Linked DNA regions of Homo sapiens: regions 2, 3 and 4 are each linked to region 1. Evidence: chromatin loops called from intact Hi-C (ENCODE). Cell type or tissue: IMR-90. All regions are shown on one strand. Links, peaks and the distances in the headings refer to the core of each region. The heading gives the core; the rest is flanking DNA.

The links. Hi-C counts contacts between places; a loop is a spot of excess contacts. Peaks named below come from ENCODE experiments on the same cell type or tissue, not always from the same donor. Only the 100,000 strongest peaks of a DNase experiment are listed, where the experiment ranks them.
Region 2: a loop joins it to region 1, with 15 times the contacts of the local background. A loop is called at or near these places in 11 of 110 quality-filtered maps.
Region 3: a loop joins it to region 1, with 10 times the contacts of the local background. A loop is called at or near these places in 6 of 110 quality-filtered maps.
Region 4: it touches region 1 in a loop (6-fold over the local background); 2 of 110 quality-filtered maps call a loop at or near these places.

Annotation. Positions count from the first base shown.
Region 1 is chrX:22,133,658-22,138,657 of GRCh38, reverse strand. The region is part of intron 12 of PHEX (phosphate regulating endopeptidase X-linked); the gene reads right to left. Among named protein-coding and RNA genes, the nearest start is that of PHEX-AS1, 37 kb to the left of the region's middle. In IMR-90, for the core only: a CTCF peak has its summit at 2,553 (motif pointing left); DNase peaks (open chromatin) are centred at 2,557 and 3,727; H3K27ac peaks cover 1,959 bases; H3K27me3 peaks cover 143 bases.
Region 2 is chrX:23,551,985-23,556,984 of GRCh38, reverse strand. No RefSeq gene overlaps it. Among named protein-coding and RNA genes, the nearest start is that of PRDX4, 110 kb to the left of the region's middle. In IMR-90, for the core only: a CTCF peak has its summit at 2,488 (motif pointing right); no DNase peak of the experiment used is centred there.
Region 3 is chrX:23,613,580-23,619,375 of GRCh38, reverse strand. No RefSeq gene overlaps it. Among named protein-coding and RNA genes, the nearest start is that of PRDX4, 51 kb to the left of the region's middle. In IMR-90, for the core only: a CTCF peak has its summit at 2,818 (motif pointing right); no DNase peak of the experiment used is centred there.
Region 4 is chrX:23,006,237-23,012,032 of GRCh38, reverse strand. The region is part of intron 3 of PTCHD1-AS (PTCHD1 and PHEX antisense RNA); the gene reads left to right. Among named protein-coding and RNA genes, the nearest start is that of DDX53, 9.2 kb to the right of the region's middle. In IMR-90, for the core only: a CTCF peak has its summit at 3,439 (motif pointing right); no DNase peak of the experiment used is centred there.

The DNA.
Region 1 (5,000 bases), core at 1-5,000:
AAGGTATCAAGGGGAAGTGACAGCCAGATGCAGAGTTGGGATTAGTAAGGAAGGAAGAGGAAGACTTGCCACAAGGCTGCAAGACAGGGTGTGGGAACACCACAGAGGAAGAGAGAAAGGGGCAGAGTAGGCACTTCCCAAGTAAGGCACCCTCACATGTCATGTTTGAGCTCCCCTAGACTCCCAGGACCCCTTTCGTCTCCATCACGTTACCTAACACTTCTCCTGGTCTGCCCTGCATCCATGGCCTCCTGTTCTCTCCTAGGAGCCTGAAGGCCCCCGCAGAAAAGGGACTGTGGCTGCTCATCTCTGAGTCCGAATCCCGGCTCAGCACCTGGCATGCTGTTGGTGTGCTAGAAATGTTTGTGGCATTGAGTCTGCTGAAGCAGTGCTAGCAACCAGACTCGGTGAAATGTGCTGTTGCCTTACAGGCAAGGAAGCACTGGGAAAGCGTATACCCCCAGGGGCTGTGTCCTAGTTGGGAATCCCCCAGAAACAGACTCTAAGACAAGGATTCAAGTGCGAGCAGTTCATTTGGGCAGCAAAAGAAACACTGGTAGGAGAAAGAGGAAATATGTAGAGAAAGAAAGGCAGTCAGCAACGAGTATCTTAGCTAGTATAATAGCTCTAGCCCATTGGAAAAGCTCCCAGAGCCCATGTGGAACACGCACTAGAGGGATGAGGGAGCGGGGGCCACACACAGCAACTCCCATCAACTGTTGGGTGAGGACTTCTGAGGAAGGTGTGGTCATTCCCCGTCCTTTGGGCCCTCTTTATGAGTAGCAAAGCAGGCTGTAGCAGGGAGAGAATGCTCTTGGCCAAAATGCAGGAGGCTGCAGTTGGAAGTCAGGCAGGTGTGCTGTGAAGTGGTAAGGACAAGACAGGGGTTCCCAACCCTTTTCACGCAGCAGAATCACCAGGTAAAACACAAGGCACTGAGCCCTACTCCCAGAGCTCAGCAGGTGGGGATGTGAAAATTTGCATCTCTAATGAGTTCCCAGGGACCACTGCTGCTACTGGTCTGGAACCACACCTTGAGAACCACCAGGCTCCGGATATAAGCAGAGCCCTGACCGCATACCTGGGAGAAGTCCAGTACCTAGGCCTGGTAGAGCTTAGAGACAAAGCCAAAGAAGTGGGCTACACCTCTGTTTCGCCCTCTGCAAGAAAACTCTCACCACCTCACTCAAAGCCTGTGTGTGAGAGTCACATGCCAATAAATTTAGGACCATTCAGCCGACTTCTCTGCACCTGCTGTGGCCAAGGTTAAGGCCACTCCCTCAGAGCATCATTAGGATGCCACCTCCCTGTGAGTCCCATCCTGCTATTTTTCTTTGGATGTGACCTGACAAACTTAGGTCCCAGGGGCAAAGAGCACAAACAAACAAATAATTCCGAAGGGATCCAGCTTTTTGGCTATATAGTCAAATCCAGCTGGAGATAAGCCAAGCTCAGGAAGTTGCTCCTCCTGATCTGACGCTCTCCTGCCAGGTCTCAGTCAGAATCCTGATGTAGCGACCTTGAGATCCTCCTCTTCTACTCTGGCAAGGGCAAATCCTCCAGAAGACACCCCTAAAATCATTATTTTATCACCTGACACTCATTCAACAGCTGTGGTCACCAGAAAAATAACAGATGCCCTGTCCTTTGCTGCTTATTTACAATAAGAGCACATGCTTGCAGGGAACAGAGAATCCTAAACAAAAAGCGGTGCTTATTTCACGATACTAAATTTCCACTTGAAACCTACACCATCAGTTTCACAATACAAAAACTACTCGTGACCTCTTAAGAGATGAGCAGGAAAAGGCAGGGAGACAGAGAAAACAAATTTACCCTTCACGGGAGCAGAGGCATCCTCATTTATCTTTTACAGTGAACACCCCTAGCAAAGAGTACAACAAAGCCACATCCACACACTTCCATTTTGAGACGAGGTCATTGCTACAAAAGCCAAGGTATTAGGCCTCAGAACACTGCAGCTTTCTGTACCTGCCCGGTTCAGGAGGTCGGTCACTATGGAATGCTGAGGTTAACACTTCTTAGGAGGCTCTGTAATTAGCTGCGGTCCAGAGCTTCATGGTGAGGGAAAGAAAAGCTTCTCCCTTTCACAAATCAGAACATTTTTCCAGCTTTCCCAATGGGTTGCCAAGTGACTCAGCATTGGCCCAGTGTGGGCACTATTATTGATGAGAAATCTTCCGCCTGGGTGATACACTGCATACAACACATGCCCAAAGAACAGTGCCAAGTCATACCAGGAAGAGCAGGCGAGTTATTCACCTCCACTTCAAATGCAGGCAAATCCTTTCTTAATGCAGGGGCTACTCAGTATCAGAAAGACAAAACCCTAAGATAGTGGGAGATTTCCATCTAAGATTCAAGGAATTATTAGGCAAAGTCTCTCCTTTCTTGTTGACTATTAAAAGGCAATCAAATCGAGGACAGCAGAGAAAAAGGGCAAGAAATTTTTTTTTTTTCAAAAACAACGCCGGAGTAGAAAGCTGCATAAAAGCTTTCAACGCCGCTAGTGTTCTTTGTGAGTACCACGAGCTCCACCCAGAGGTCATTTTAAGAACTGCATGTTCATTTAATTTTGAGGGGAAAAAAAAAAAAAAAATTTACATCTTCTGGGGTCCAGGAAAGGACCCACTTCAAAGAACTGCTGAAATTGCTTCAACAACATCCATCTTTCTTGCATTTCGTTAAAGAAACTTCTCTGAACTCTGAAATGCAAGATACAGTCGGGGAACTTTGTGAGATCCAATTTGCCTTTGATATTTGTACCTGTCGTGGAACTAGCAGAGTTCCTGGCAGGTTGAACTCAGCTCAAAGAAAGCAGAGTGTTCAAAGAACGCTTTTAGAAGAAAAACTGACAGCTCTCATTGAAATAAAATAGAAGACTGGAGAGCAACTCGGGAGGCAAACAGGAACATGTCTAATATTAGAAGAACTGAGAATAGTCCTGCTTCAAGAAGGACCCATGGGCCACTTGCCGAGAAGGGCCAACTGTGAGGCACCCACTCCCTTATGCCACTCAGAAGAGCTCCCTGAGGCAACTGCAATCCACACTGCTCAAAGAACTGACTGCACTTCCCAGAACATTCCCCTGGCATCCAGCTATTCATAACACATTACCCCCAACACCTATACATACACACACACTCCACCCCACCCTCCACCCTGGTGGTCCTGTACTAATTCATGCAAGCACCTCTTCGGTTCATGTGGGGTCAGGCGAGGATAAAGAGCCCTTAATACACTAAGCGCTCAACTGCCCAGGGCAAGACACATCCTGTTCCACATACCACAAGCTAGCTCAGCAAATAAATGAAGCCTTCATAAAACAACAATATGTTGGTGTTGAAAGTTGTCTACCATCTGGAGAGTTTCCCATCACAGCCCATGTGCTCTTGCCTTCATCAGCCTGTGCCTTATGTGACTGAGGACAGCTTTGACAGATTTTTGAAGGGGAAACAAAAAATCAAACCTACTCTTTGTCTTCCTCCAACGCTGCCTTGCCACCCACCATCCCAGTTCTTCCTTCATTATAAACACTGAACAAACGCCTTTTCACATCTACTGACAAAAGTATCTATGGCAATGTTTATCCATCTCCAGTACCATGAGTTTAAAGCACTAGAAAATATCCTTGCTAAAACTCTACGTGTTCTCATTTCAACAAGGTTAAGCATTCCCAGAACGCTGAGGCAAAAATATTTGTGCTCAGTATGACTCAGTATGACTCCAGGCAGTGTTTCCCCAGACCTGCCTAGTGATAACAATCACCCGGAGACTGGCTAAAGTGACAGCTGTTCAGCCTGCATCCATGATCCATTAACCCAGGCCTTGCTGGGAAGGGGCCCAGAAAGCCAGAGCGTCCAGGCAACCCAGGTGATTGTTATACTCAGGAAGCTTTCAAAAATACCTCTAGATACAAGAAATGCTCAGCTGCAGAGAAGCATCCATCAAGAGTCTAGCAGGTATGCTCCACCCACTTGAATTCCAGCTCTATCAGAATCTCTGGAATTCAAAATGGATCCCATTCATTCATTCATTTATTCAGAGATGGAGTCTCGCTCTGTCACCCAGGCTGGAGTGCAGTGGCACGATCTCAACTCACTGCAACCTCCGCCTCCCAGGCTCAAGCGATTCTCCTGCCTCAGCCTCCCGAGTAGCTGGGACTACAGATGCATGCCACCACACCCGACTAATTTTTTTGTATTTTTAGCAGAGATGGGGTTTTGCCATGTTGGCCAGGCTGATCTCAAACTCCTGACCTCAAGTGATCCACCTGCCTCAGCCTCCCAAAGTCCTGGTATTACAGGCGTGAGCCACTGCACCCAGCCCGTTTTCTACTTTTAAACAGCATGGCTGTCAATACTTTTCTCCTTTGTTCCCTTATCGTGTCGCATAGTATCAGAAAATTTTACAAGGCCCAGCAAGTGTCCACTTCTATTAGGAAATACGTTTGTAGTCCTAAGCAATGGTAGAACACTGGTCTGCAGTTTATCAGTATACTATTTGGGTCATTTGTGCCAAATGATGGGTCGGGAAGGAGATATGCTTGGTTACAGGAAAGGATTTGCCCCAGGACATTTGCATGCATCATGCACAGAGCAGAAGGACATGTGGCCAATATGGGTTTTCTTCGTTTTGGTGTCTTAGGGGCTCTTGTTCCAGCTGCTCCCTGTGACTCCCCACTGCTCTGCATTCTGCCATATCCAGTGATGGTTTATGACACAATTCACCAGGCAGCAAGCCATGTGCCTCTTACAGACAGCAATTAGGAGAAAGGAAAGGCCGAATTACAAGGTATTTGAAAATGCAGTTCGAAAAATTCAGGTATTATTTTCTCTTACCTCCTGGTGAAACAAAAATCTATGTATTCATCCAAAAGCAGACAGCTAACTCTGGGGTCATTCAGAGTCAACAGTTCAGTCAATATAAAAACCAACTACACAGTCAATGTCAAGCATGAACATCCATTAAACCAGAAG
Region 2 (5,000 bases), core at 1-5,000, 1.4 Mb before region 1:
GCAATTTGCCACCTTCTACCTATTTCCTAATGCCCTTTTGTCTCTGTCCAGCTGGAGAATGTGATGGCTTTTAACCTTTAGACCTAGCTCGTCTCAGTTACTGTAAACATGAGTTCCAAACCTGATTCTCATCCCCATCAGAGGGCATTTGGAATTAATATATGTTTCTTCCTGGTTTCAGGTCTTCCTGGAACCAGATTAAGAGCACCCACTGAGCCATGTGTCCCAGCCTTCAACAAGGATGGCCTGTTCTAATTCCTGGTTTGCATAAAAAGTCTTCTTAGGGGCTGAGCCGCCCTATTCTGCATGCTAGGCTGCTTAGTTAAGGTCCTAAGAATCTGCCTAGAGCCCACCCTTGCCAATCTTCCCTTGCCCTGTAGCCATATGTCTGTCCTCTGTTATGCTTAGACCCAGGCTTACAACCCCGCTCCTGAGCCAAGAAGATGCTATGTGTCAGACTCTACCCATCATGTACAAATCCTTGATTATTGGTATCTATGTGGGTAGAGGACTTTTTGGACTGTGACAATTGGGCTATAGATCACACCTTGAGAGCCCAAATCTCCTAGGCACTACCTAATCCTTGTTTACCTCACTTTCCCTGATGAGTGGTCACTGGAATCTAGCATTCCTTACAGCTGTCCTGAGTAAAAGAAAATGCATCCTCTATCTGTTCAACCTGTCCTGGTGTAAACTTTCAGAGTTGAGTCATTTTTCTCTATTAATCTTACAATATCCTTTGATTAGGGAAACATCTCATGTGCTAGAACACTTTAATGTGTCATTGTGACCAATATTAAAAAAAATCTAAAGTTCACGTTGAATTTGATGACATAATCCATTGAAAACCATGTTTTATTTTGTAGAGAAAAGAAGGAAAAGGAATTAGAAAAACACATGTAGCTTTAGGCATAAATTAAAATTTTCATAGTAGCTCCTTTCTAATATTAGTATCTATTAAAATGTTAATTTGGCAAAACATGAGCCCCGAAAATAACTATCTTAATTTTCATATACTCACAAATGCTTAGATTTGTAATGTACTTTTATTCCAGTGACAGGTATTCTGACTGGCTTGGCGCATCAGGTATGGATCCGTAGATCTGAGTTTTGCTAAAAAAGTTTTCATATTAGAAAATATTGGAAATTAAAAGAGAATAAATTAATATTTGTACATAAAATCTTGGTCACCATTGGTGACTTTCTTCTTTCAAAGCTCAGAGATATATTTATGTCCAGCATTAACTTGTAGTCAGCAAATATTTATTGAGCAATTACTATTTGTGGGCATTGTTCTAGGTGTTGTAATACAGCAGTGAATAAAGCAAAGTCTCTGCTGTTATGTAATATTCCTGTGATGCCGTGATTATATATTAGGTTGGTGAACTGGGTGGGGTGGTGGGAGGGTAGCAAATGATGAACCAGGCATGGAACACTTCTTCTCTACTTGTCTTCTTAGCCAATGGCTTTCGATGGGATATGGTGCAGTAAGAATGTCTTAATTTGGGTTTTCCCAGAAGCAGACTGCAGCGTAAGAATGCAGTGCAAGTAGTTTATCTGGAGGTGAGGGAAACATTGCTAGGGGAGTAGGAAAGTGAGACTGGGAAGAGAAGGCAGCCAAAAGAGTCACCGTTGTGAGTGATTGGCACTTCGTCTTATGAGAAAACTCTAGGAAACAGAGCCTGTCTCCTGAGGGGATAGGAAGCTGGGATGTTTATGCATCATCTCTCATTAGTCTTGGCTGGGGGCTTCTGAGGGCAGGGTTAATCTAGGTCTGGCCTGCAGTGTGAGCAGCAAGGTGGTTTTTGGTGGCCTGAAAAAGTCCTCAGGCATGGCCGATAGGTTCTTGAAGTGGGAAATCAGATGGTATGCACTGAGTTGATAAGGATTGAAGTAAGAAGATGTGGGCTGGGCTACTGAGATGTTGAGGTAAATTTGTCTTTCCGTAGTGTATGAAATAGTGCTCCTGCTTTTTTTGTTTTTTTTTTTTTTTTTTTTTTTGAGACGGAGTCTCGCTCCGTCGCCAGGCTGGAGTGCAGTGGCAGGATCTCAGCTCACTGCAACCTCTGCCTCCCGGGTTCAAGCGATTCTCCTGCCTCAGCCTCCTGAGTAGCTGGGACTGTAGGCACGCGCCACCACGCCCGGCTAATTTTTGTAGTTTTAGTAGAGATGGGGTTGTTGTATGTTTAGTAGAGATGACCATGTTGGCCAGGATGGTCTCGATTTTTTTGACCTCGTGATCTGCCTGCCTCGGCATCCCCAAAGTGCTGGGATTACAGGCCTGAGCCAGTGCTCCAGGCTGCTGCTGCTATTTTAAAGCTAGAACTGATGCATGGCAAAAGCAAACTTAAATTATTCTAAGACTTTGTTAGATATGTAGTAAGGTAGAACGGTATGACACAGTGGATTAACTTTAACATTAGAATTTTCTCATATGGCTTAGTAAAGATACACTTGATAGAAGATGGAACATTGTTGGGCAAACACTAGATGGTGCTGTTCTTTAGGTAGAGAAGACAGTCTGCAACTAGATTTTGGTGCTGATCTATTATTATAGTTTAGCATACAATTTTAAAACAGTTGGGCTTCAATCGATCAAAAAGTGTTTACTGAACACCCATGAAGTGTCAGAGTTGATCCTGAAATAGAAAGGAAAATAGTATTAAGTCGAGAATGACAGCAAAGCACAAAACTGAAGCAGCAGCTTTCCAATTTAAATAGCCTGGATTTTTCCTTTCTTTAGAGAACTTAGAGAATTTATGTAGCATAAGAATTTTTTTTTATCCCCAAAGAACTTTGTATTAATGGAACAATATTTACTATCAGTTTTGATAATATTATTTCATGAATATTATATATCCAGTTACTAATTAAGTATATTTGCCATTTGACTTTACGATTAAATGTAAAAACATGATGTTTTCAGTAAAATGCTATTCTAATAAACTTCTAAAATATAACACCTTCTTGAACTTTCCCATGTTAAATCCCACTAGCTTTAATTACTCCAAACTTTTAGTATTACCCTGAGTAAATTTAGGGAGTCTTTACAGCAGTGCTTCTTAAACTTTAATGTGCATAATAGGCACCTGGGGATTTGATTAAAAATAAGATTCTGAGTCAGTGGGTCTGGGGTGGAGCCTGAGATTATGCATTTCTCACAAGTTCCCAGATGATGCTGATGCTACTGATCCACAGACAGCCCTTTGGGTAGATTTTTACTTGTAGATATGGTAATTGAGTTTTGCCATGGTTAGAAACATGTTTTAATTTTAATTTCCTGTAGGAGATTTTTCTGTGACTCTCTCTCTATCTTCAACTTCCTTTTCCCACATCTTCACCATGTTCTTATAATTTACTGTATATTGCATGCAGTAGTCACTAAATAGATGTAGATGATGGATGGGAGAAGAAACTTGCTCCATAAAACATGGAGTGTTGGATAGCTTTAATTTGTCCCTTCAGAGCCATTCTCCTCTTGTCTTCACCTTGTTCTCTGGCCTGGGATGCTAATCTGTATGAACTTCATCAAGGAGCTCTTATTTTCTCTGGCTTCCAGGTTGGTTTTGCTCATGGGGGCCCCAGTGATAGGTGAGAGAGAGATAGAGAGAGAGAGGAGAGTGAGATCAATTATTTATCCCTTGGCTCCCTCCCTGTAAGGTCACCTTGGGCTGTCTGAGAACGTTTACTGAAGTTCAGTAACCTTTTCAAGGTGTCCACTTGCATACTATTCTCTCCTTTTAGGTTCTGGAAACTACTCCTTTCCCTTTTTCCTTTGGGCCTAGGGTTTAGTAACTGCTCCTATATTATTAGCTCTGTGATACTTCTAGTTCCTTGGCATTTTGCCCATACTCCTTAAAAGAGTTCCTTTTTTAAAATAAATTCTCCTCAAGTTAACCTAATTTGAGTATGCCAACCTGTTGGGATGCTGACTGAAGCACTTGGTTACCAATGACTTCAGAAATATAAAAAGGTAAAATTTGCTTGAGCTGTAGGAAGACATAAAATAACACAATGTGATATACTTAGCACTTTTGTGGTGAGAACATTTAAAATCTATTAACAATTTCCAAGAAAATAATACATTATCATTAACTATAATTAACATGTTGTACAAGTTCTCTTGAACTTATTCCTCCTGTAATACGTGTTAATTACATTGATCTAGCCATTTCACAGTGTATACATCCATGTGTTTCAAAACGTACCGTACATGAAAATTATGTACAATTTAAAGCTGTCAAAGAAGCCAGGAAATTATGGAAAAAAATGTAAAAGACACAATTTGAGACATGTAGAAAAGGCTCAATTTTGACAAATAATTTTATTGCTTTACAATTCCAAGAACATGTCAGCACTGCATGACATTATCAACTCTGTTGGGGCAATGACTGAAATTTGGCTTAGGTTTTTCATTATCTTTGTGGTGTTTGAAATATTCAGGCAAATTTTGTTTCTCTTGTCAGTGTGGGTCAGAGTCCAAGTTAGATATAGCCAAGCAGGGGCTTCTGGCTCATTAGAGAATATTTCCCAGACTGCTGGTCTATATCCTCATTGCAATTGATGATGACAGACAACAGAAATAATAAACTTAACTTACTTTGAAAAACAACAGTAGTTATTGTCTTTCTTTGACTCATTCTTTTATCTGCACAGATTAGCTTTGCTGTTCTCTCATCTGAGTCCATTTAATATTGTGCATGTATATGGGAGTATAAAGGTTCTTAAATCTAAGTTTTTACTAGAGAAAAAGAGTTTTATTGTGGTCTGATTGTAGGAAATCTCACTTTATGTGAAATGTGCCCATAACCCTACTTAATTTGCACCTATTAAAATGTCAAAAAATGGTACATCTTGAATTTGACCTGGAATATTCCAGAGTGATAAAGTTTTTAGTCCTCTTAAGTGTGGCAGGGATTTTCTTCTTGGCTGCATTGATTCCTTCTCCATTTGAATGTAACCCTTGAGGCTGCAAACTCATTTTCCTAAATAAATGGTCA
Region 3 (5,796 bases), core at 311-5,310, 1.5 Mb before region 1:
GAATAAGTCTCATGAGATCTGATGGTTTTAGAAAGAGGAGTTCCCCTGTACAAGCTCTCTCTTTGCCTGCTGCCATCCATGTAAGACATGACTTGCTATTCCTTGCCTTCTGCCATGATTGTGAGGCTTCCCCAGCCACATGGAACTGTAAGTCCAATCAAACCTCTTTCTTTTGTAAATTGCCCAGTCTTGGGTATATCTTTATCAGCAGTGTGAAAAAAAAAAAAAACAGACTAATACAGAGGCCCAGGATGTTTTGTAGGTAGATATACTTTAAGAAAACCTACATATGGAAGATGAGAAGGGAAATGTGTTTCATTAGGACTCTGTGCCCATGTAGCTTTAGGAAAGTGTCCTTGCAGGATTGGGATCCTGATCTAAGTCAGAGAACCACTGTACTCTTTACAGCTATCCTTTGGCATAGTGTGGGAGAATAGGAGAGACTAGGAGAAATCAGAGAAATAGGGGAATGTAGGAGAGAAGGGGAGGAAGAGTGGACAAAGGTGAATACTGGAAAGTGGTGATGGATAAAGTGAGGGAAAGCCACTGTTCCTTTGCCTCCCATTGTAGGAATTGCCAATGTGCATGCAGACCCTTCCACATATATGACTGCTTTCAGATCACTCTGAGCCTGAATGCTCCTGGTTATTGTCAGAGAGAAATTTTACTGGGTCACCTCCAGTGTGAAGTTGTCCCTGAGTTTTCAAGCCTGGGTACTTTTTATTGTGAGTTTTCTCAAGGAGTCTGTTTTGTATATTTAAAGGTCCCTTAAGAAGACTTGGTGTTTATATACCTTTGATTTTACCACAGCTTCTGGAATCATGTCAATTGGAACTCACTATACTGGGGAGCCCTGCAGATTGATGGACACCAGTTTTTGCATTTGTACTCGATTTTTCCATCGTAATGTGACATGGTGGGATTTAGATGTTTTCTTTCATAATTTTGAAGGCCTTATAAAATACTAGAAATATATGTTTGTGGATAGCTGAGAAGTCATAATGTTTCATAATCTCTTGCCTCATGGTATCCTTAGTACACACCTATATGACTCTCCTGCGGTCCTCACTATGACTTCTGGGTTATCATAAACCTTGGAGCATAGTCAGATTGGAATTTTATCACTGTTTGTTCATTAGAATTCCTGTTGAAATATGTCAACTGGGTCAAAAGAAAGTAGTTTATTATTTTTCTTTTTCCCTGTGAAAACTGGCTTAGAGACCTGTTCTTTCCATGTTTGGGAAGAAAGCTAAGGTGGGTCCCATAGTTTTTCTGGTTATTCTTACATAGCGAAGTGTCCTGAGCCACTTTCAACTGTAAGAAACCTGCCTATTTCAGTATAATAATCAAAACCTCAATTCATGAATCTTGGGGACTGATCTTTCAGCCCCAGGTGCATATGTTCTTTCTGCATCTGCACCCCAGTTGACTGCTCATTCTCTTTCCCCTGATGAGATCCCCACAGTGGGAAAGACTTAGGGAGAAGAACACACACTGGCATATTTGGCAAAGACATAGTATGATCTGGGGGCTCTGAGATATGGAGGAAATCACGAACTGATGATGTTAGGAAGCACTTTTCCTTTCTTCAGATACCTCAGATTTTATATTCCTGCCACATGCAATGCCTTCACTGTGACTTATCACTTAGAGTCCTTCTCAATCCCAAGGACTTTGTGAGCTCTAATTCTGTTGGGGTCTTTCTTCCTCTGCAGGCAGTTCTCTTGAGTGGCTTCCTTATGAAGTACTTATCAGGCCTCTCTTTTTCCCAGGATGACATGTTGACCCTGGAAATCAACATCCTTCTTTTGTAATTGGTGGAATTGCTTGTTCTCTCACAAGTCGTACTCTTAGTGTCCCCTTTCCAGGAATATCTCCAGCCACAGCCTCTTGATTTTCACTGTGTGAGTCAGACACTAGTTCCTGTGTCTCTCAACCTTCATGGGCATCAGTCAGGCTTTCTGAAGCTCTTTGTCAATGGTTTGTGGCAAAGGGGCACAAACCATTGACCCTCCCTCATGAATATAGGCAGAATGTCCAGCACACTGACAAAACTCTAAAAATTCTTTTTCTCTCTCTTCTACCTCAACTATTTTATATTTCTGACATGGCTTAATGGGCTAATGCTGGCAGAAACTCGTTCTATTTATTTGCTAGGTGGTCGGCAGCTCACTTTAGAATACAGGAGTTTTTTTTTTTTGAGACAGAGTCTCAGATTGTTACCCAGGCTGGAGTGCAGTGGCAAGAATATGGGAATATTTGATATGTCTTGCCCTTTGGAAACTGTATTGATTTTCTAGAGTTGCCATAAGAAAGTACCAAAATGTGGAGGCTTAAACAACAGAAATTTTTTGTTTCACACATCTAGGCCTAGAAATCCCCTGAAATTCAATGAAAATGTTGGCAATATTGGTTGTAAGGGAATTCAGGGAAGGTTGTGAGGGAATAATCTGTTCCAGGCCTCTTTCCTTGGCTTGTAGTTGACTGTCTATATGTTCACATGTGTTTTCCATATATATGTGCCTGTGTCCAGATTGATTCTTCTTATAAGGACACTGGTCATGTTGGATTAGGGCTACTTTAGTGACCTCATTTTAACTTGACTACATCTTTAAAACCCTTTCTCCAAATAAGGATACATTCTGAGGAACTGGTTGCTAAGGATGAACATATGAGCTTCTTCTTTTTGGTAGGGGGTACATAATTCAATCCATAACAGAGCTTCTGCCGAGTTTCTTTCCTGAGAGGGTATGTATTCAACATCTTATTTATTAGTGCAGGCTTTCAGGAACGTGCCTTTACTCTGAGTGGCCACAAGAGGGATCCTAGTCCCTAGGATTTTGTAATGTATCCCTCCGTTGTGTGCTCCCTTTTCTTAAAAGAACCCCTCTTAAAAAAAAAATACAACTTTATTTATTTTATTTTTAAAATATAATTTTAACTTTTATTTTAGATTTAGGGGGTACATGTGCAGGTTTCTTACATGGATATATTGCGTGATGCCGAGGTTTGAGGTATGATTGATCCTGTCACCCAGGTAGTGAGCATGGTACCCAATAATTAGTTTTTAAACCCTTGCCCTGCTTCCCTACTTCTAATAGTCCCCATTGTCTATTGTTGTCATCTTTATGTCCGTGTATACCCAATGTTTAGCTCCCAATTATAAGTGAGAACATGTGGTATTTGGGTTTCCATTTCTACGTTAATTCACTTAGGATAATGGCCTCCAGCTACATCCATGTTGTTGCAAAAGACATGATTTTGTTATTTTTTATGGCTGCATAGTATTCCATGTGTATGTATACCACATTTTCTTTTTCCAGTCTACTGTTGATGGGCACAGAGGTTGATTCCATGTTTTTGCTGTTGTGAATAGTGCTGTGATGATCATGCAAGTGCCCTTGTCTTTTTAGTAGAATGATTTATTTTCCTTTGGATATATACCCAGTAATTGGATTGCTGGGTCAAATGGTAGCCCTGTTTTAAGTTCTTTGAGAAATCTTCAAGCCTCTTTTCTTTGGATTGTTTGTAACTGAAAGAATAAATGCTTGAGGGGGTGAAGAAAAAAGAATACTCTTAGACTTTGCTTCATGTTTGGATTCACTGACAGTGATACCAGGTTTACAGGAAAAAAGTACTCATCTTGGGAAGCTACCTGGGATGTCTGCTGGACCATTTATGCCCTGTATAATAGGTAGCAGGTACTATTGAAAGATGGCTTGGATTCTTAAATAATATATTGAAAAAGAGGTATAGACTACTAATGATCAGCTCCCAGTGGAACACCTGGTTAAGAAAGTCAGATTGGGCTTGAGTTCCTTCTGGTAATTTGCTAGAAGGTTACCTTCCATTTAATTAGAATGTTTGATTATGTATTTTTGGAAGAAGGGAGAACCAGACTCATGATGAGAACCAGATTCATGATGGTAGAGAATATGCATACCACATTGACAATTATCACTTAAACATTTTATATTCTTTCCAATGAAACTTTTTTTTTTTTAACCTTTGGCCATAAGATAATGCCAGCAGAACCAGTTATGGTCTTTTTCTTTGCAAGATGGCCTGTCTCCTCAATGTACAATATAGTTATACTGGGCATTTAATGATTCACCCTTTGGATCTTTGTCATATCTCTTGCATGACAGGATATGTTGCTTTCAACATCCTGTTCAATGCAGATGTTTAAGAAGGTGTCTGACTAACTGAATCTTCAGTCACTACTCTTTTTAAATTTGTGCAAATTTATGGGATACATGGGAAATTTAACCATTATATATTATGCATACTAATAAAGTCAGGGTATTTAAGGTGTCCATCACTCAAGTACAATACATTTTGTAAAGTATAGTTATCCTACTTTGCTACCAAGCACTGAATTTATTCCTTCTATCTTTTTTTTTTTTTTTTTTGAGGTGGAGTCTCGCTTTGTAGCCCAGGCTGGAGTGCAATGGCGCGACTTGGCTCACTGCAACCTCGGCCTCCCGGGTTCAAGCAATTCTCCTGCCTCAGCCTCCCGAGTAGCTGAGATTACAGGCATGCGCCACCACACCTGGCCAATTTTGTATTTTTAGTAGAGACGGGTTTTCACCATATTGGCCAGGCTGGTCTCAAACTCCTGACCTTGTGATCTGACTGCTTCGGCCTCCCAAAGTGCTGGGATTACAGGTGTGAGCCACTGCACCTGGCCTCCTTCCATCTTATTGTATGTTTGTACCCTTTAACCCAATTCTCTTCATCCTCCTCTCTTCCCTCCATTCATCCTTCTTAGTCTCTGTTATCTATTTTTCCACTCTATACCTCCATGTATTCAAATTTTTTAGCTCCCACATGTAAATGAGAACATGTGATATTTGGCTTTTTTCCCCTGGCTTATTTCACTTAAGATAATGACCTCTAGTTCCATCCGTGTTGCTACAAATGACATAATTTAATTTTTTAATGACTGAATAATATTCCATTGTGTATATATAACACATTTTATTTATCAGTTTATCCACCGGTGGACACTTAAGGTGATTCCATATCTTTGCTATTGGATAGTGCTACGATAAACATGCACATACAGGTATGTACACGTATCTCTTTGATACATTGATTTCTTTTCCTTTGGGTAGATATGCAGTAGTGGGATTGTTGGATTAAATGGTAATTCTATCATTAGTTTTTTTGAGAAATCTGCATACTGTTTTCCACAGTGGCTGTACTAGTTTACATTCCCACCAAAAGCATATAAGTGTTCCATTTTCTCTGCATCTTTGCCAACATCTGTTTTTTTGTATGTGTCTTTTTATTAATGGCCACTCCGACTGGGATAAGATAATCTCTCATTGTAGTTTTGTGATATGGTTTGGCTGTGTACCCCACCCAAATCTCATCTTGAATTCCCACATGTTGTGGGATGGACCTGGTGGGAGGTAATTGAATCATGGGGACAGATCTTTCCTGTGCTGTTCTCATGATAGTGTATAAGTCTCACAAGATCTGATGGTTTTGAAAAACGGAAGTCTCCCTGCACAAGCTCTCTCTTTGCCTGCTGCCACCTATGTAAGACGGGACTTGCTCCTCCTTGCCTTCCACCACGATTATGAGGCTTTCCAGCCACTTGGAACTGCCTCAACCACGCGGAACAATTTACAAAATTTACGTGGCTTCCCCAGCCATGTGGAACTTTCCCAGCCACATGGAACAATTTACAAAAGAGGTTTAAGTCCAAGTAAACCTCTTTTGTAAATTGCCCAGTCTTTGGTATGTCTTCTTTTTTTTTTGAGATGGAATCTCATTGTGTCGCCTAGG
Region 4 (5,796 bases), core at 343-5,342, 870 kb before region 1:
TTTTATTGTTGTCATGGTTCTGTAGTTTACTAAATGCCACGTGAGCAGATATCCAACCAAACCATTTAGACTAATATTTTATTTTATTTTATTTTATTTTTTTTTGAGACGGAGTCTCACTCTGTCGTCAGGCTGGAGTGTAGTGGCACGATCTCAGCTCACTGCAACCTCTGCCCTCCGAGTTCAATCGATTCTCCTGCCTCAGCCTCCCGAGTAGCTGGGATTACGGGCGCCTGCCACTGCACCTGGTTAATTTGTTGTATTTTTTAGTAGATACCGGGTTTCACCTTCTTGGCCAGGCTGGTCTTGAACTCCTGACCTCGTGATCTACCCGCCTTGGCCTCCCAAAGTGCTGGGATTACAGGCGTGAGCCACTGCGCCCGGCTAGACTAATATTTTAAAAAGGACTTGTGAAAAGTCTGATTACTCAGTGATTGTAATTCTCTCATTTTAAGCTTTCAGTTTACCATGCGGGTTTCTCTAGTGCTAGAAAGCTGCAGAGACGCTTAAGGCCCGAGAAGAAGAGTGGTAAAAACATTGCATAGTGTGAAAAATACCTTTACAGGGTTCTTATTTTGCTGTAAACTGAGATGTCTGTGTGCTTTGCCTAATAATGTCTTTCTCATCTCTCCTATATTTCTGTGTACTCTAGGTCGCTTCTTCATTGAATCTATAATTTTCAGCACAGAGATAGCAAGCTCTACTTACTCACTTTTTGAATGTGGGAAAGTTATGCAACCTCTCTGAGCATTAGTCTCCTCATCTGTAAAATAAGATAAAAGTGTCCCTTTTATGTGGGTGCCTTGTGTAAAAGACACAAACAACATATATTATTTCTTATTATAAGGTGAGGTGTAGGCCAACAATTGTCAACAGACAAAACAAGTAACAGAAATAGAAAAGTTTACTTTTGCTCAATGAAAATAAAATAATGTACTTATTTTCATTCAGCTATTTACTGTGCTCCTACTATGTTCGAGGCATTGTTTTTAGCACTTAAGATGCAGTGTTAGCATGGACACACAGAGGGGAACAACACATACTGGGGCTTTTTGGAGGGTGGCGTGTGGGAGGAGGGAGAGGATCAAGACAAATAACTAATAGGTACTAGGCCTAATACCTGGGTGATGAAATAATCTGTACAACAAACTCCCATGACACAAGTTTACCCATGTAACAAACCTGGCACTTGTAACCCTGAACTTAAAAGTTAAAAAAAAGATGCAGTGTTAGAAAAAAGATATCTCCTATTAGTGGCATTTACATTTAAGTGGGGGAAAGACAAGAGATGCTTGTATTTTAAATACCCTCAGATACAATGCCTGTTGAATTAATTTCTGCAGTCATTTAATTATTCATTAAGTTACTTTTGAAGCAGTTATTCAAAAGTTATGCTTGACGTTTTTATTATAATAAAAGTAACATTGTTTTATAGAAATTTTAGAAAATAAGGTAAATATTAAAACCATCTAGTGGCCAGGCGCGGTGGCTAACGCCCATAATTCCAACACTTTGGGAGGCCGAGGTGGGTGGATCACTTGAGGTCAGGAGTTTGAGGTCAGCCTGGCCAACATGGTGAAACCCCGTCTCTACTAAAAATACAAACATTTGCCTGGTGTGGTGGTGTGCACCTGTAATCCCAGCCCCTGGAGAGGCTGAGGTAGGAGAATTGCTTGAACCTGGGAGGTGGAGGTTGCAGTGAGCTGAGATCACGCCACTGCACTCCAGCCTGGGCGACAGAGTGAGACTCCATCTCAAAAACAAAACCATCTATAATCCCATAATGTAGAAAACCATGGTTAGTGTGTGTGTCTATGTGTGTCCATTTCATTTGCTTTTGTTTATATAGATATATGGACCAATGTAGTTTTCTAAAAACAATCGAGATCATTTTATAAACTGCTTTTCCTTATATTTTAAAATATTTGTTAAGAACATGATTTCTGCTATTCCAAATCAAGAACAGATATGCTACAATTTAACTAGTATCATATCATTGGACCTTGAGGATTAAAAAAAATTATGTTAATTAACACTATGATAAATAGCCTTGTTTATAAATACTGGTATGTATATCTGATTATCTCTTTGGGATAAATGTCTGGAAGTAATATTACTGAGCCAAAGGCTGTTAAACATATACAGATTATACGTATAATCTCAACTGTCCCTTCACAGAATAGAATTAAATCGAATTTTAATTTATCAGTGTTTATTTCCCTGCATCCTTTGTAGCATTAGACCCTTAAAAAGAACCTTAACCCAATTTGTTAGAGAAAAGTTACATATTGGTTTAATTTTAATTCCTTTGATTATAAAGAAGTCAAGCACTTTTTAATATATATGTTGTTCACTTGTCTAGTGAGTTGCCTTTTACATTTCAGCCCATATTTATTCATCTTTTACTTTTTCTTTGTAAAAAGCTCCATATATAAAATATAAATAACTATGATCATATTATATATTTTAAATTATTTTTCTGGTGTTTCCTTTGCCTTTGATGATATTTTCAACATTAAGAAGATTTTCATTTTTACTTTATCAAACCTATTCATATTTACTTTTAATTTTCTGTGGTTGCTTTACTGTTTTAAAATTATTTTCCACATTGATATCAGAAATTATTTCTCTCTATAAACTTGATGTTCTTTTGTTTTTTATAAAAGCAATAATCTTGTGGGAATTATTTTCTAACAGTAAGAGTTTTTTGGTTGATCAATTGTCCTGCTATATATTATGTATTTTTCATTTATTTATTTTACTTATTTGGTTTGGAATAGATTTTTCTTTCTTCACTGATTTAAAACGGTCTACCTTTATTGCCTACTAGATTCCTATGCAGATAGTGTAAATGTCAACATTATTCTTTGATAACAAGAACTGTAACTGCAGAAGTTTTGGAATGAAGGAGAGTAGATAGGAACTTAGGGAAGATATGGCACTTTGGCTGGACCCAGAAAGATAAAGGTGATTTGTCTTGGCAGAGAGGAAAGAGAAAGGGCATTCCAAATGGGGGAAAACAGCTTGAGCAACACCCAGAATAGTTAACAAGTATTATATATAGTAGGTGATGGGAGAGGGAAGGTGGAAGGGACCTAATATTTGTTGAATGCCTACTGAATGTGAGTCACCATGCTAAGAATCTTATGCACAACTCTGAGGTCAGCTGAATCCTCGTACTTTGAGTCCTGTGTATATTCAGAGCTTTGCTTTCCATCTGTCCCAATTTGTATGTAGAACTAAGTATTTCTTTGAATTTCTGAAACACAGTTTACTTACACAAAAACTTCACTGGTCAATCAATGCAATCAGTTTCTTGACCTCAACACTGTATGTTCTGGACTGAAAAATCCATTGTTTTAAGTTACTGTGCTGTGCATTTTAAGTTGTTTATCCTTGACTTCTACCCAGTAGATGCCAGTAGCAATGCTGCCCCCTAGTAGGGACAACTAAAATTGTCTCCAGACATTGCCAAATGTCCCTTAGGGAGCAAAATCAACTCCAGCTGAGAAATACAGATTATACCAAAGAAAGGAAAGTTAGTGGAGGGTTTTTTTTTTTTTTAACAGAGTCTTGCTCTGCCACCCAGGCTGGAGTGCAGTGGCGCCATCTCAGCTCACTGCAACCTCCGCCTCCTGGCTTCAATCGATTCTCCTGCCTCAGCCTCCTGAGTAGCTGGGATTACAGGCACCCGCCACCACGCCTGGCTAATTTTTTGTATTTTTAGTAGAGATGGGGGTTTTACCATATTAGTGAGGCTGGTCTCGAACTCCTGACCTCAGGTGATCCACCCGCCTCTACCTCCCAAAGTGCTGGGATTACAGGCGTGCATCACCATGCCCAGCCAGTGGAGGATTTTGTATTGCGCAGTGCACAACAAATGAATATCCTCTTTTTGTTTTCCTTCATAAAGTCCCTTCTTGGCTTCTCTACACCTAGGTTTGCGCTTTTATTTTTGCTTAATCCATTGCAAGGTTTCTCAACTGTGGCACTACTGACATTCAGGCCAGATAATTCTTTGTTTTAGGGAGCTCTCCTATGAATTGTGGGATGTTTAGTGGCATCCTCCGACTATACCCAGGAGATACCAGTACCACCACCATCACCCCCAGTTATGACGACTGATATGGTTTGGTTGTGTCCCCACCCAAATGTCATCTTGAATTGTAGCTCCCATAATTCCCATATGTCGGGGAAGGGACCTGGTGAGAGGTAATTGGATCATGGGGCGGGTCATTCCTGTGCTGTTCTTGTGATAATGAATAAGTCTCATGAGATCTGATGGTTTTATAAAGGGGAGTTTCCCTGTACAAGCTCTCTTGCCTGCTCACCACATAAGACTTGCCTTTGCTCCTCCTTCACCCTCTGCTATGATTGTGAGGCCTCCTCAGCCATGTGGAACTGTGAATACATTAAACCTCGTTTTCTTTATAAATTACCCAGTCTTGGGTATTTCTTCATAGCAGTATGAAAATGGACTAATACAGTAAATTGGTACCAGTAGAGTGAGGTGCTGCTGTAAAGATACCCAAAATATGGAAATGACTTTGGAACTGGGTAACAGGCAGAGGTTGGAACAGTTTGGAGGGCTCAGAAGAAGACAGGAAGATGTGGGAAAGGTTTGGAACTTCCTAGAGTCTTGTTGAATGGCTTTGACCGAAATGCTGATAGTGATATGGACAATAAAGTCCAGGCTGATGTGGTCACAGATGGAGATGAGGAACTTGTTGGGAACTGGAGCACAGGTGACTCTTGCTATGTTTTAGCAAAGGGACTGATGGCATTTTGTCCCTACCCTAGAGATCTGTAGAACTTTGAACTTGAGAGATATAATTTAGGGCATCTGGCAGAAGAAATTTCTAAGCAGCAATACATTCAAGAGGTGACTTGGGTGCTGTTAAAAACATTTAGTTTTATTCATTCAGAAAGATATGGTTTGGAATTGGAACTTACATTTAAAGAGGAAGCAGAGCATAAAAGTTCAGAAAAATTGTATACTGATGATGTGATAGAAAAGCAAAACCCACTCTCTGAGGAGAAATTCAAGCCAGCTGCAGAAATTTGTATAAGTAATGAGGAGCCAACTGTTAATTCCCAAGACAATGGGGAAAATGACTCCAGAGCATGTCAGAGGTCTTCATGGCAGCTTCTCCCATCAGAGATCTGGAGCCTAGGAGGACAAAATGGTTTCATGGGCTGGGTCTAGTGTTCCCCTGCTGTGTACAACCTAGGGATTTGGTGCCCTTCGTCCCAGCCATGCCACCTGTGGCTGAAAGGGACCGACATAGAGCTTGGGCTGCAGCTTCAGAGGTTGCAAGCCTCAATCCTTGGCAGCTTCCACGTGGTGTTGAGCCTGTGGGTGCACAGAAGTCAAGAATTGAGGTTTGGGAACCTTTGCCTAGGTTTCAGAGGATGTATGGAAACACCTGGATGCCCAGGCCGAGATGTGCTGCAGGGGCAGGGCCCTCAAGGAGAACCTCTGCTAGGGCAGTGCATAAGGGAAATGTAGGGTGGGAGCCCCCACACAGAGTCCCCACTAGAGCACTGCTTAGTGGAGCTGTGAAAAGAGGACCAACATCCTCCATACCCCACGATGGTAGATCCACCAACAGCTTACACCGTGCACCTGGAAAAGCCACAGAGACTCATTTCGAGCCCATGAAAGCAGCCGGGAGAGGGGGTATACTCTGCAAAGCCACAGGGACAGAGCTGCCCAAGACCATGGGAACCCACCTCTCGCATCAGCGTGACCTGGATGTGAGACCTGGAGTCAAATGAGATCATTTTGGAGCTTTA